Linked DNA regions of Homo sapiens: region 2 is linked to region 1. Evidence: read pairs that join two places in POLR2A ChIA-PET (ENCODE). Cell type or tissue: PC-3. All regions are shown on one strand. Region 1 holds the start of ERVMER34-1 (endogenous retrovirus group MER34 member 1, envelope). Region 2 overlaps USP46 (ubiquitin specific peptidase 46).

What was found. ChIA-PET counts read pairs that join two places held together with the same protein. Peaks named below come from ENCODE experiments on the same cell type or tissue, not always from the same donor. Only the 100,000 strongest peaks of a DNase experiment are listed, where the experiment ranks them.
Region 2: POLR2A ChIA-PET joins it to region 1 with 13 read pairs; 4 of 35 experiments call an interaction of 5 or more read pairs at or near these places.

What each region holds. Positions count from the first base shown.
Region 1 is chr4:52,750,513-52,753,012 of GRCh38, forward strand. It overlaps ERVMER34-1 (endogenous retrovirus group MER34 member 1, envelope), which reads right to left and starts at 913. Exons shown (of 3, transcript NM_001242690.2): 1 at 831-913; 2 at 418-557. It overlaps LOC107986281 (a long non-coding RNA gene), which reads left to right and starts at 455. Exons shown (of 2, transcript XR_001741691.2): 1 at 455-911; 2 at 1,522-2,500. In PC-3, no CTCF peak of the experiment used is centred here; a DNase peak (open chromatin) is centred at 1,129; H3K4me3 peaks cover 1,490 bases.
Region 2 is chr4:52,589,627-52,592,126 of GRCh38, forward strand. It overlaps USP46 (ubiquitin specific peptidase 46), which reads right to left. Exons shown (of 9, transcript NM_022832.4): 9 at 1,334-2,500. Among named protein-coding and RNA genes, the nearest start is that of USP46, 68 kb to the right of the region's middle. In PC-3, no CTCF peak of the experiment used is centred here; no DNase peak of the experiment used is centred here.

The DNA of each region.
Region 1 (2,500 bases):
TGCGACCCTCCTCTTATCTCTGACTCACGTTCATTGTCGGGCAAATGCCCCACAACCTAAAACAGACATGGCTACCAAAGGGGGCCAAGCAGTTATGCGATGGATTAGACATGGGACCAAATGGACTTCTTTGGCCACTGTGCTCACAAAGGGGAGACATAGGAGAAGCTCAGGAAAAAATAAAGCGTTATACTCACAAGTCCTAAAGACAGGAACCATGCCAACCATACAGGGCCACATGGGAAAGACACCAGGATGGTCAACAGGCAGAAGATCATCGTGAGGGAAAGGTTCAGAGCACAGCCTCTATTGCCTTCCTGTTAAGCGAGCAGGATTCAGACACCAGGAACCCTCCGGTCCCACTGGCCACGTGCTCAGGGCTGGGTAATTTCCTCCCGCTCAAGGGTAGGAACATACCTGCGCTTAAAACTGAGGCTGCCGCACCTCCGCAGACGTAGACAACGAATTCCTGGAGCCCAAGGTCGGCCGGGGTTGGGTTCCTGTCGCCGCACGCGTGGCCCGCCCGAAACCCGCTACAAAGTAGCGGCGTGTCTGCCCTAGGGAGGCAAAGCGCAAACTTGTTACCGCGCCGGGACCTGCCCCGGGATTCTCCCAGCGGCTCCGCAGGACGCAGCGCCTGTGCCTCGCGCGGCCCTGGGACGGGCACGGCCGTCCGCCCCCTGGGCCGCCGAGGGCTGCTTTACCCCTCCGTTCTGGCCGCGGGCAGCAGAGGAGCTCGGGGCGGGCAAAGCTCGAGGGGACACGGGGCGAGCCCAGACCCTGCCTGGGAGCCCTCCCCGCCGGAGACCAAAGGGCAGAAACGCACTCACAGTGCAACTCCGAGGGATAAACTGGCCGACGATCGCCGCCAGGCCAGAAGACCAAGAAGAAGGCTCGCGGCGGGAACTGAAGTGAGCGGGGACACACGAGGGCTGGGAAGATCCTGGGTTGGGGCGGAGCGGGGCTGGGAAGATCCTGGGTTGGGGCGGGGCGGGGCACCGCAGAGCGGACAGCCGGATTCAGGCACCAGGAACCCACCGGTCCCACTGGCCAGGTGCTCCGAGCTGGGTGATTTTCTCCCGCTCAAGACTAGGAACATACCTGCGCTTTCGGCGCAGGGAAGACTCTGGGCGAGGGCGGGGCTGGGAGGAGGGCCGCGGGGCAGGCAGCCAATCCCAGGAAACTTCGGGACGAGGGCAGGACGGGGGCTGGACGGGCCCAGCCATTGGCCACCTGTGTCCACTGCCTGCCTAGGTCTGGCTTCCTAGGTCTGGCGGGTGAGACACAAGGCGAGCCTGCACGAAGCATCCTTCGAACCTCAGGTACCCTGGGCAGGAGAATCGGCTTCTTCAGGCATCCTGCTGGGCCTTGGCCCTCGTCGATCTGGTTCTCTCAGCCCCTCGGTTTCTCCCCTGGGGAGACTTCGCGATTACCCTCTCCTCCCCTTGGCGCCTAGGCTCTCAGTCACGCGACCGCCTAGAGCCCTGAGCTGCTATTTATGCCGCGTTTTTATTCACTTAGGTATTCAGCACGCCTTCATCAGGTGTGTACTCTGTGCCAGGCAATCTTCTAATCCTTAAATGGACGAAACAAAGGCCTCCCTTGGACTGACATTTTTAATGAAGAATAAAAACCCATAATGAAATATAAAAATATTAACGTTATAAGAGCTAAGGGAAAAAACATGTGTTACAACTTGAAAATACAAAAATAGGAAATCATCTTTCTCTGTGGACGAATGAAACCCCTGATTCTAAGAAACAAAGAAACAAAACTCATCATGACTGGTGTTCTGTACTCTTTGGAAAATACGTTTTACTGTAGAAATGACTAAATGCGATGAAAGACTCTTTACCAGAAGCAGTGGCTGGTTGGCGGCGCCTGTACGCCTGAGGAGCACCCTTTTTGTGTCCATGTTTGATAAAGCAGAAGAGACCTAAAGAGACAAGGGGCGGCCGGGCGCGGTGGCTCACTCCTGTAATCCCAGCACTTTGGGAGGCCGAGGCGGGCAGATCATCTGAGATCGGGAGTTCGAGACCAGCCTGACCAACATGGAGAAACCCCGTCTATACTAAAAATACACAATTAACCGGTTATAGTGGCGCATGCCTGTAATGCCAGCTACTTGGGAGGCTGAAGCAGGAAAATCGCTTGAGGCAGAGGTTGCGGTGAACCGAGACTGCGCTATTGCACTCCAGCGGGCAACAAGAGCCAAACTCTGTCTCAAAAACAAACAAACAAACAAACAAACAAAAAAAAAACCACAAGGGCCATCGCTCTGGGGCGTGGGACATATGGTCCGCAGTTGGGATACTAACTGTTGTATGGATGGGGGAGTGGTCCTCAAACCCTGGAGCTTCTCAGTCCCTGCCTCTTTCAACCTCTAAATGGGCCCACTGCTTTTCCCTTCCCACTGTTCTGCCGGCTGGAGCACCCCCAGCACCAGCAGCGCGGCTCCCACGCCTCTGGTCTGGGCTCTGCCAGCCCCACGGGTCTAAGC
Region 2 (2,500 bases), 160 kb before region 1:
TTTGCCAATTGGTCTGTCTCCCTTGGGGACTTGTGTGGAAAATGGCCCCTTCACCAACTACCACTCATCAGCACCCTACCCCAATACTATGTCCAACATCTGACTTAGGCAAACCAGGAAGCAAAGGCCAGGACTGAACTAGGATCTCATGCCTCCTGATCCTTTGCTTTCCCATATGCTAGGGGGATTGCATCGGCTGGTGATCAACCCACACTGGAACCTGAACTCCACTGAATTGAATCTAAAATTCCATGGGAGAGCGAGGTCAGGGAAACAGCAGAAAGAGCAGAGAATGTGTAGGTTTCCTGTCAGCGACAGACAAAGTGGGGTCTACCTAAGTCCCAGCTAACCTTGCAAAGCACACACACACAGGTGTTGGGCAGGCGTTGCGGCAAGACCCAAGGCTAGAAGCTAAGCAGTATTAGGAGTCTTAACTTTATTCCCCTCCTCTTACCCCCGAAACTCACAGCCCCTTATTCTTCTACATTATGTACACATTTCCATCTGAGGGGAGGTTGTATGGTGAATTCATTCTTCATAAACCTTCACAGACTCCTCAGATGACATAATCAGTTAAAAGTCAAAGTCAATCAATAGCCATACAGGAAGAGGGTTTTCTCTCCCTTCTACAGCCTTCACCCTTCTGCTGAAGTGTCATACATCTGTGAAAGGAAAAGAACATCTTGGGACCCCAAACTCACTATACCAAAGGGAAAAGTTAAGCTTGGAAGCTGGGTCACAGAACACTGTCTTTCCTTTTGTTCCTAAACAGATAGCTACAAGAGGCCATGTCTCCCCAGGTGGCCTCCCCAAGTATGGGACAAGAGGAGAGTACAAACCATCCCCACTGCCCAGCCTGAGATAAATGCATATTTGACTTCTTCCCCTATTCTGTTTATCTTTTGTAAAGTGCAGTTTTACTGAGCAGGGGACATACATAATCGACTGTTCCTCTACCCATTCCTTGCCACGTGCAACACATGGATTCAGTGAGTGTGAATCAAAGCCTCCTAAGAATGTGACCATGCTCTCCCTCTTTTTTTTGTTCTTTCCTCCTTTCTCCTCCTGCCTACTTTTCCCCTTTAAATACTGAAGCCCTCAAAATCCTCTTTGGAGAAAGTAGGGGCCATAGATCATACTGTAGCTTGTGTCTCTTTTCCCTAGTGTGTCTTCAACCTTGGCAAAATAACCTGTACATTGATTGAGACTTGGCTCAGTCTTTTGGTTTACATGTCAAAGCTGCCACATATGACATACCTAGCCTAGCAATTTATACTTAATATTTGTTCTCTGGGCTTTGGGGTAGCAGAGATAGAACAATATACTGAAGCCATTTCTCTTCAAAGAGTTTTCAAACAATTTATTTCACAGGAGAGGTGGAGAAGGCCAATCTTCTTCACACAAGTTTTATAACCCATTAAAACAGTATCTTTCTAATCCCCTCAGAGTGGAAAACAGGTAATTCTCAACCTGGAGACAAGCTCTGAAGTACAGAGCTATCACCTGCTGCAGGAGGTGTGAAGGCTCATTCTTAAAGTTTTCTCACGTTTATTTTCCATTTTCTTAGCACAGAATGTTCTTTCCAGCAAGGTCCATTAAGAGAGACCGAAATATGAATATGGCTGCATTGGATTCCAGAGGAGGACTTGATCAAATACACAGAAATAGTGGCTTCAATGATCAAGTTATTTTGCTTCTGGTCAAGTCGGATACAAGTCTGAGTTTTCTTTTCAAAGCTCCCTTATGCTGAGAGGAAGTAAGAACAGAATCAGACTGCAGTCTACAACACAAGTGCCTGAACTCCTTTTCCAAGAAGAGCTTCTGTAGAATTCCACACTGCCTTAAGCACAACCTCACTCTTTCTCTCACTCTTGGGAAAGAAAAAAGTGAAAGATGCATCCGTGTAATTGACAACCTGAGTACGATCCCAAGGTTGTTAATATATAGTTTATTATAATCATGTGGGAAGTAAGCACACAATTAGAAGTCTTTTCTATACAATCTAATGTCATTTCTGACTCTGGTATCTCATAACCAAAATGAAGCTATTTTTCCTTTGTAAGCTCCTGATGTCTTTTGTTCAAATCCCTTTAAAACATAAAGGAACCTTAAAAAGCAAACAAAGGCTGATGCACCAATAAATCGCTTATGCCCTATCTTATTTTGGTAAGTCTAGATAGGCTCTAATTATTTGGTCATAATGTAAACAGATTGTTTAGAAATAACAGATATTTGATTCATAAAGCTCACTGTTGAGGCTTTCATGATACTGGCTCTTTTAACATGAGAAGAGGCAAAACGTGAAGTTCATTGTTGCAACATAATCGATTTATACTTTGTTTTTCAAAATGTGTTGTCCCTGAGCTAGAAGGCAGGCTGGGAAGAGTGTGGGGCTCCCAGGAAAAAAGATGGTGTGGCTTCATCCAACAGTGCCATCTGCATGTTGAGGCTGGGGCTGAATACCAAACTGTGCTGAATTGCAAGGAGTTTCCCCCACACG